Regions from separate parts of the Homo sapiens genome. Here region 1 is linked to region 2. The links are chromatin contacts, found by Hi-C or POLR2A ChIA-PET in ENCODE. All regions are on one chromosome and are shown on one strand. The core of a region is the stretch at or near the end of the contact, and the rest is flanking DNA. Distances in the headings are between cores, read along the strand shown. Region 1 overlaps PPM1H (protein phosphatase, Mg2+/Mn2+ dependent 1H). Region 2 overlaps MON2 (MON2 regulator of endosome-to-Golgi trafficking).

Region 1 (5,245 bases), core at 318-2,817, 290 kb after region 2:
ATTAAACCTCTTTCCTTTATAAATCACCCAATCTCTGGTATGTCTCAGCAGCGTGAGAATAAACTAATACAAATCTATCAAGCACCTATGTTTAATCCCCCTAACATCACAATAAAATTGTTGTCACTCCATTTTGCCAACAGTGAAACTGGGGTACAGATAGTTTAAGTAACTCTGCTGGTATGTGGCAGAGATAGGATTTGAACCTAGTTCTTCAGACTCCAAGTTAAGGGATCTTTCCCTCTCCCCAGTGTCACATAACTTTGTGTAATTAATCTCCTCGGCTTCTGTTACTGTGTGGCCTTGCACTTCAGTGTTGCTTGTGTTATTTTAATTTGTTTATTGCTTACTAGTAATTGCATACGTGTCTGATTGCTCAAATGTTTCGGCAATGGCTCTGCATTACTCTTCCGGAAGCTTCAGAAAATGTTGATGGGGCACCAGCACAGGATGCAAATCAGACCCTTCATAATTAGAGTAACCTAGCTCTTGACATAATACCTTCAAAATTACTCATATTCATTCTAACAAATGTTTAACCTTATTTTTGCTCCAGATAAACATGAGTTAAATGTGTACTCCACTTGAAGAAAAACAGTATCAAGCCCCTTCCTGACTTACCATATAATTCAATTTGGCAGAAATCACTTCTGACTCACAAAACAATAACTTTGAGGCAGTTTTCCAGTTGCACTCTAAATTATTTCATTTACAAAGAATCAGTCTTATATGCAATTTATAACACACAAATGCCTACCTACTTCTATTCAGGAATACATCTGCAGCCTGATGAAGGAAGATTCCAGAAGGTGAAAAATTGAGAGCTTGAAAATTCAGTTTCTCTTTTAGACTTTCTCTACAGTAGGCTCACTATCACATTCTCTTCTCGCAAAAGGAAACTGCTTTTTAATAATTTTATTTTCTTTTTCCCATTTTTCAAAAAATCTAGTATGCCAGAACTTAATGAGTTCTAACTGGAAAAGACTCCTTGGGCCTTTCAACAAATACAAGATTGTTCCAAACAGAAATCTAACTATTAAACAAGGAGCTGAAGTCATTTCAGAAACAAGCAGGTGGTGTCCATTCAGCTTCAGGTATACTGATCCCAGGGCCAACCAAAGATGTCAAAAATGACCAGCTTAAATTTTAGCCCTACTCGAACAGGAGCTACATCAACGTGCACCTGAACTCCGGGGAATCCATAGACTAAAACAGCCAGCGTTAGCCATCTGGGTGGTTGTGAGGTACCCATCCCCTCTTTATGGAGTGCCAACTGAGAAGGAGAGGTTCTAGACATAACCTCAGACGTTTCCTGTGGAGACCAACAGAAATACCCAGATGTAGGAGAGGAAATACACAAAGCCAAGGAGTGGGGTTTGAGGTATTTGTTCCAGCTTAAGGAAACGACGGTTTTGCCTTCCTTTACTCACTGCACAGAGCTCTAGAGTTTTGCAAACCTCTTTATCCCTCTTCCCCTGAGACGAGTGCTCTCCACACGAAGCACATGAATGTGAGGGGGAATTGGTCGGCGTGTAAGAGACACGTTAGAAATGCTTTCCTAGTTTTCATTCGGGATGACACTGGCGCCCTCGCGTGGTACGTAAGTCAATCCTCCGCGTGCATGGGATGCTGGTGCTCTTCCATGCCTGTTAGTTTTGGTATATGGCAACCCATTGCAGGGGACCTGTGCCCCTAACTGGTGATTATACTACTAAATTTTAAATTAAAATTATTCCTCACATAGTAGACAACAGGTTAAAAAAATTTCTGCAAAGAAACTACAGATAGAAAACATGAGCAAATAAGAACATGTCAGAGCTGGCACTTGATATTCCCAGGAATGACAATCCAGTCATATCTGACAATCATCATCATCATATCTAGCCAAAATACTCTGAAACGCTCAAGGGGAGAGTTGAAATATGGAATTATACTCGCTATTGTTAATGATGAATTTTGCCTTGAGATATTAGCTAATGATAGCAGGAAGTCTTTGCTCTTAGCAAGACAGTAAATGAGTTACTGTGTGAAAAACACTTAAATCAATGCCTGGCATACAATTAACACTGTATCACTGTTAGCTGTTGTTATTTTAAAACGTTGCCTTTTCATCTTTATTGCCCTTAAATTATTAAAACATTTAAAAATTTTAAATGTATCTTTATAGTTTTAAAATAATTATATACTTTATGGATACACAGTAGTAGGTTATATATCAATAAATGATCAATAAATGAACAAACACATTGGGGGTGCATTTTTTTTCTAAGAGACAAGGTCTTGCTCTGTCACCCAAGCTGGAGTGCAGTGGCATGATCATAGTTCACTGCAGCCTCAGTCTCCTGGGTTCAAGCCATCCTCCCACCTCAGCCTCCTGAGTAGATGGGACCATGAGTGCACCACCACACCAGGCTTTATTTTTTATTTTTATTTTTGTAGAGATGAGTTCTCCTTATTTTGCCCAAGCTAGTCTGGAACTCCTGGCCTCAAGCTATCCTCCCACGTTGGCCGCCCCAAGAAGCTAGGACTACAGGCATGTGCCACCACACCTGGCTAATTTTTAAATTTTTTGTAGAGAGGGTCTTGCTATGTTGCCCAGGCTGGGTCTCAAACTCCTGGCCTCAAGTGACCCTCCTGCCTTGGTCTCCCAATGCTGTGAAATTACAGGCATGAGCCACCACACCCTGCCAAAAAAATTGTTTTTAACTTACGATTTGGAGACTGTTAATTTAGAAATAGTTGTCTGAAGGGAAAAAGTGGTATCCTCCTGGTAGCATTCACAAGTCCTTAGCTTATTTAATATTATTCTTCCCTTTGCCACCCTAACTATTCAGGTATTTATACAACCGGTGGAGGGGCCATATCAACAGCAGGAAAGGCCTATCACAAATGTAGAAATCCCACTTTGAGTGACATCTCATCGTTGATTTTACAAAATGTCCTGTATGAGCACAGAATGCACTTTCTACCCCGTCTCTCCCACTACCAAAGAAAAGGGATTGATCACTTCCCCTTGGGGAAACAGAGTTGCCATATTTTTCTGTTTCCCCACTATATATGTGATTATATGGTTTGATTTCCACAAACTTTCTGGCCAGTTTTCCAGGAATCTCAGTGAAGATGATAATGCACAGTCCAGAGTATCTGCTATAGGCATTCCATCCACAGGGCTTTCAATGTCCAGTTTTCCATCTGATCCTCACAGTACCACAGTGAAAGGGAGAAGAATAAGCCAATGAGGAGGTAGAGATGAGAAAACATTTGAGTGACTTCATGAAAGACCTTCCTAGGGCTCACGTTCTATTGCTGTCCACATGGAGCCATGACCCTACAGCGTTGTTCGCTTTTTACCATACCTCTTTTTTTTTGACTAAATTGTTCGGATACTCTGCTCTGCAGTGGAGGAAAAAAATCCCTTAATTTCATATACTTTAATGAATATGCTGCTTCCTTCTCAGGATATGACAATATGAATTGCAGGTTTCTTTGGTTCAATTCCTCCAACATAATGAGGCAGTAAGGTGCAGGATAGGTTTAGTAAGTTTGACTTTTGTTTTTAAATGGCAATTTAGACCTGTCTTAAAACATTAATTTATAAAAGGAAGTACAAAGTTTATAACGGTTTTTGCTAAATTGCATTGTGATTTATTCTAGAATCAACTCGAGAATATTCTTAAACTATTAGTTTATACATCAACAACTTCTCCCTAAATTAGTTTATGGAAAAAACATAAGTACTGTGAAATAATACTGAAGTGCAGTTGCCAATCCACTATTAGAAACAACAACAACAATAGATAATATTTATTGAGCACCTACCCCATGCACTATTCTAAGCACTTTTCATATTTTAACTCACTTCACTCTAATAAGCCTATGAAATAGTACCTGTTATAACCAATTTACAGATGGGAAAATTGAGGTATGGAGAAGCCGACTGACTTGCACAAGATAACACATCTAGTAAGGGGCAGAGGCAGGATTCAAACTCAGGTATTCATGCTTATCCAATCAGAGGGCTTTTTTTTCTTCCCATGGTTTATGCAAATGATGGTCTTTCTATAATTTAGCAAGAAAATGGACTATAAAGAGAAGATGATAATTTCATTTTAGCTCTGTTTTTCATCTTAGTAACAGCTATTACAGTTTCTGAGTTGACAGGGGACACTGCTAACTAACTCCCATATCAAAAGAGAAATCATAATGGAAATGAGAAAATATTTAGTGTCAAATTTTATTGAAATTATACATGTCAACATTAGGAGTTATTCTTCCTTGATGTCTGACTTTCTCAAAGAGATTTTCCTGCTCCATGTCTCAACTGCTAATGGATACAGAGGCAGCATGGTGTAAGTCTAGACACTGAGGCCAGACTGCCTGGGTCGAATCAAGATCTACACTTTCTAGCTCTGTGCCTCAGCTTCCTCACCAGTTAAAAAAGGCAATAATAATACATATTTATGCACATATTACAGTTTGGGCACTCCTAATCCAAAAGTCTGGAAAATGCTCTGAAATCCAAAACTTTTGAGCACGGACGTGACATCACAAGTGGAGAATTCTACACCTGATCTCAGTGGGTCATGGTAGAAACACAGGCACACTACATTTGGTTTATTTAGCAACCCCATGGAGAAATAAGACTACCTTCAGACTATGTGTGTAAGCTGCATACAAAACACTAATGAATTCTGTGTTTAAACTTGGGTCTCATTCCCAAGATATCTCATTATGTATATGCAAATAGTCCAAAATCTGAAAAAATCTGAAATCCAAAACACTTCTGGTTTCAAACATTTTGGATAAGGGATACTTAGCCTATATAAGGTTAAATAAATTAATACCAGCAAGGCACTAAAATCGGCGTCTGGTACACGAGTGCTGAGTATTATTTATGGTTTTGGTTTTTTTTTTTAGAAGAAATGAAAGAAGAAAATAAAGTTTATTGCCCTTGACAATGTTCTTCCCACTTAAAGCTGTGGGAAGTCAGATTATAAGTGAAGCAAGAAGAAATTTCCATCTCAACATGATTTATTTTCCTTGCACCTTACATTTTGCCACAGTGGGAAACTATAGTGAAACCATGTTGTGTTCTCAGCTACTATGTACATTTTGGTCAAACCTGGTCTTCAGAGTAATCCAACACCCACCAATAAGGGGCCTTTAAAGGGATTCTAGCTGACATCAGCCTCCTCAATTCCTGGTTTTAAAATCATCCATCTTAATCACTGGCAAGAGTTCTATG
Region 2 (4,981 bases), core at 2,084-4,583:
GTACACGTAAATATTGTTGGGGTTTTATATTGTATGGTTTTACCACAATTAAATATTTTTTAATATTGAAAAGATTCCTGCACTCCCATGTTTATTGCAGCACTATTCATGATTGCCAAGATTTAGTAGCAACCAAAGTATCCATTGACAGATGAATGGATAGAGAAAAGTTAGTACATATAGACAATGGAGTACTATTCAACCATAAAAAGAAAAGTGAGATCCTGTCATTTGCAACAATATGGATGGAACTGCAGGACATTATGTTAAGTGAAATTAGCCAGGCACAGAAAGACAAACTTCACATGTTCTCACTCGTTTGTAAGAGCTAAAAGTTAAAACAATTGAACGAATGGAGAGAGAGAATAGAATGATGGTTACCAGCAGCTGGGAAGGGTGGTGGAGATGGGGAGCAGGGGGAAAGTAGGGATGGTTAATGGGTACAAAAATATGGGTAGATAGAATGAATAAGATCTAGTATTTGATAGCACAACAGGGTGATTAGTCAACAATAATGTACATTCAAAAATAACTAAAAGAGGCCAGGCGCCATGGCTCACGCTTGTAGTCCCAGCACTTTGGGAGGCCAAGGCGGCCAGATCACATGAGGTCGGGAGTTCAAGACCAGCCTGACCAACATGGAGAAACACTGTCTCTACTAAAAATACAAAATTATTCTGGCATAGTGGTGTATGCCTGTAATCCCAGCTACTCGGGAGGCTGAGGCAGGAGAATCGCTTGAACCCAGGAGGCGGAGGTTGCGGCGAGCCAAGATTGTGCGATTGCACTCCAGGCTGGGCAACAAGAGCAAAACTCCATCTCTAAATAAATAAATAAATAAATAAGTATAATTGGAATGTTTTAGCACAAAGAAATGATAAATGCTTGAGGTGATGTGTAGCCCATTTCCCCTGATGTGATGATTATGCATTATATGCCTGTATCAGAATATTTCATTTACTCTATAAATGTTACATACCTACTATATACTCATAAAAATTAAAAAAAAATATTTTTAAGTAAACAAAATAGTGGAAATGAAAATAATTACAATATAGTAATATCAGTCACCATGGAAAGTCAACAGGATAGGAGGGATTTTTAAAAAGGAGAAGAACTTTAAGGGCCAATGTAGTTGCCATAGTTGCTATTAAATCAGGTGGCCAGGTCATATGGTGGTCCAAATGTTTAGAAAGTTTTTGTTCCTGTCACTAGGCCAACTAAATACCACTTCCTCACTTGTTCCCTAAATATTAGCAGGGCTGTCTTAGAAGGGTTCCTCCTCCTCCTTTCTTTAGAATGTTTCTTAACTACATTAAGTTAAGACTATAGGAAGAGAAAACAGTTCCCCTTTTCCTTTTCATATCCACTAGTCAGTCCTGGAAAAACAAGTATTCTGTTCTCCTCAGTAATGCAGCCTAGTTACATCTTCATAGTAACAAATGCAAAATTCACATTTTGTTTCTGTTGCTAACCAGGACCTCCCAACTTATTTATCATCATCATCTTTTTTTTAAAATAAAATTTGATGCTATGGGTTGAACTATATCCCCCAAAATTAATATATTGAAGCCCCAGTCCCCAACATGACAGTATTTGGATATGTGGCCTTTGGGAGATAATTAGGCTTAGATGAAGGCATGAGGGTGGGACTCTCATGATGGGATTAGTTCCCTCATAGAAAGACACCAGAGCATGCTTGCTCTCTCACTTTCTTGCCCTCCACCATGTGAAGACAAAGGAAGAAAGCATCCATTTGCAAGCTCAGAACAGGGCCCTCAGCAGAACCTGAACACGCTAACATCTCTATCTCATATTTCCAGCCTCCAGAATTGTAACAAATAAATTTCTGTCATTTAAGCCACCCAGTCTCTGGTTATCTTGTTATGACAGACTAAAGATACTTGGGCCAAGCTGAGATACTTGGTTTCTGTCTATCAATTCTGTTATTTAACAATTTATCTAATAACCTTTTCAGAGATACAGATATCTTAATTCCTCAGTAATTTCCATTTTGGATGAAATTGTTTTATTGATTTCATCTGTTCTGGACACTGTACAAAGTAATTGTCTTAGTTCGGGCTGTTATATAAAATATGCCAGAAACTGTGTAGCTTAAATCTCAAAGTTCTGGAGCCTCAGAAGTCTAAGATCAAGCTACTAGCATATCTGGTGTCTGGTAAGGGTGTACTTCCTGGTTTGCAGATGTCTGTCTTCTCATTTTATTCTTAAATGGTGGAGAGTAGAGACAGGAAGAAGCCTCTCAAGTATCTTCTTATAAGGGCACAATCCCATTCATGAGGGTTTCAGCCTTATAACCTAATTTCCTCCGAAAGACTCCACCTTCAAATATCATCCCACTGGGGAATAGGCTTCAACACATGAATTTTGGGGGTGTATAAACATTTAGACCATAGCATTGCTTTGCATACATTAATACATTTTAACTTTACTACAGCCCTATGAAGCAGACATTCATATTTGAGTTTTATAGCTGAGAAAATGAGGACCAGGATGCTTATATAGTTTGCCTGAGATGATGCAGTTTATAAGCTGCAACACTGGGGTGTTAACTAATTTTTTAGGCTCCATAACACACTTTTAACCCCACTACACTTTACTACTTCGCTGTTTTCTTAGTTCTCGCTCTCTTTTTTTTTCTTTCTCCAAGGCTGACAGTGCCAAGTTTCTTGTATTGCTTCTATAACATTCTCCATATTTTGACCTTTGTCCCTTTAATTGGTGGGGGTGTAGGGGGACAACGTGGGACAAATGACAGCACAGCCAGCAACAGAAAAAAATGGAAAGTTACTGCCTAAAGGAAGAGGAAGGCCTGTTTTCCTGCTTTACTTGTGAACTGTGGGTGATGATCAACTGGTAAAACATTGGTTCCTAATAAGGAACTCTAGGACTGAGTTGGCAAAGTTGAGATTTTCAGATATATATAAGAAAGTAATTCCTCAGTATTGTAATTGGCTACATTGGGACATCTTAGCTTAGAAAAAATTAGGCATTCTACAGTTTCTTCAAGGGCAAAAGTTAGATGCCTGGTAGTTGGGGGGCAAGCTATATATGGTTGATGTGTGATGCCTCTCTCTTATTTCTCTGTATTTTCTTTATTTAAACCTGGAAATGGTACATCTCCTAGAAGACATACTAGAGGAATAATTCTTATACTTTTTAGTCTCAAGACTGCTTTATACTCTTTTATTACTTTTTTTGCAACAGGAAGTGGTCATTTAATAAATAACCATGTGGAAGAGGGGGTGCTACCATTCAAAACACCCCGACGGGTCACAGAATGTTCCAGAGCAGAAAGGCACTGGGGACGCCCTGGCTGTCTGCCACCTCTAGCAGCACACCACCGTTCCAATCATTCAGCCCTTTGTGTCCCTACTAGTCCCTGAAATCGCCTCAGCTGAGTGATACTGGGGGTGGGTGGTGAGAGGGGAATGCTGGGAGGGAGTGACACTTGGGGATCCAAGACAGAGGTATCAGGACCCAAAATAAATAAATCATGTTGAATGCCCTATGAAAACAGTGACCCCTTTATATTCTTAAAAAATATTTAGGAGCTTTTGTGCATGTGAGTTATTTCTATCATTATTTACTTTATTAAGAATTAAAGCTGAAATGATACTAAACCTATTACATGTTAACATAAATTTTTATGAAAAATAATTATGTTTTAAAGAAAAAATTATTTTACGTTTTCCAAATGTAAATGTCTTGAATGTCTGGCTTAATAGGAGACAGCTGGATTCTCATATCTTTTGTCTTCATTCTGTTGTGATTTTTTTTGGGTTGACACATAACGATGAAAATCTGGCTTCATAAAGACATGTAGTTGAAAGGCAGAATTATATTAATGGCCTTTTTAGATAATAATGGTGGATATTCTTCTTTGATACTATACCAAACGGTACACTTTCTTTTTTTGTTTGTCTTCTTGAGACGGAGTCTCGCTCTGTCACCCTGGCTGGAGTGCCGTGGCGTGATCTCGGCTCACTGTAAACTCCGCCTCCTGGATTCATGCCATTCTCCTGCCTCAGCCTCTTGAGTAGCTGGGACTACTGGCGCCTGCCACCACGCCCGGCTAATTTTTTGTATTTTCAGTAGAGACGGGGTTTCACCCCGTTAGCCAGGATGGTCTCGATCTCCTGACCTCGTGATCTGCCCGCCTCTGCCTCCCAAAGTGTTGGAATTACTGCGTGAGCCACCACACCCTGCCGACACTTTCTTACAGGTCTAGGATCTGAAACGTTTTTATACTGTGTTACAGTAAAATTCATTTCATTGGTCTTACATTTCAAATGGATCTTTTAGTCATGCATGATTTTGTAACATCATGTATTTTAGTTGTGTAGATATTCCAAATGTTATCACTTCCTGCAAATATTACATTTGTTAATATCACCACCATATATCAGAAGAGTCTTAGGTTATAGGGTAGATACAAGTTTTTTTAAATTCTGATTTTTGTTTGAAAGCTCAAATTTTATTATTGGCAACAAACACTGTCAGTTGTTTACCCTAAAGTGACAGGCGTACTTTATTTTTGAGAAACTGTTTGTACAGTATATACAAATGTAAATAATCATGATTTACTGTTTGCTTTTTCAGTGAAAATGTTATTCCACAGGGTAAAAAGACTAGCTCAGTTCACAGCTATGCTTTTCTTCCAACAATGATGGTACTTTGATACACAGTAAAAACGCTTCATGTGTACTTCCTGTTTTGTCACAAGGAACATTAAAAAGGCATGTACTTGGCCAGGCGCAGTGGCTCACGCCTGTAATCCCAGCACTTTAGGAGACCGATCACCTGAGGTCAGGAGTTTGAGACCAACCTGGCCAACCTGGTGAAACCCCATCTCTACTAAAAAATACAAAAAATTAGCCGGGTGTGGTGGCAGGCACCAAAATATCCAAAGTATATAAGATATTATATGTATAATAATATATATATATAATTATATATT

Evidence for each region. Hi-C counts contacts between places; a loop is a spot of excess contacts on that map. ChIA-PET counts read pairs that join two places held with the same protein, here RNA polymerase II (POLR2A). Pooled maps may share reads with other maps.
Region 1: a loop to region 2 is called in a map with no recorded cell type, with 3 times the contacts of the local background. The contact joins two enhancer-like sites. A Hi-C loop is called at or near these places in 1 of 168 maps with a recorded cell type or tissue (Calu3), 4 of 37 single-sample maps with no recorded cell type and 7 of 50 pooled maps. POLR2A ChIA-PET finds 5 or more read pairs at or near these places in 1 of 52 experiments (H1).

The regions. Positions count from the first base shown.
Region 1 is chr12:62,811,829-62,817,073 of GRCh38, forward strand. The region is part of intron 2 of PPM1H (protein phosphatase, Mg2+/Mn2+ dependent 1H); the gene reads right to left. Among named protein-coding and RNA genes, the nearest start is that of PPM1H, 120 kb to the right of the region's middle. Within about 2 kb of position 1,568, at least 2 of the 41 ENCODE cell types and tissues checked have a DNase peak (open chromatin) inside an H3K27ac peak, as active enhancers do.
Region 2 is chr12:62,515,883-62,520,863 of GRCh38, forward strand. The region is part of intron 8 of MON2 (MON2 regulator of endosome-to-Golgi trafficking); the gene reads left to right. Among named protein-coding and RNA genes, the nearest start is that of MON2-AS1, 33 kb to the left of the region's middle. Within about 2 kb of position 3,334, at least 2 of the 41 ENCODE cell types and tissues checked have a DNase peak (open chromatin) inside an H3K27ac peak, as active enhancers do.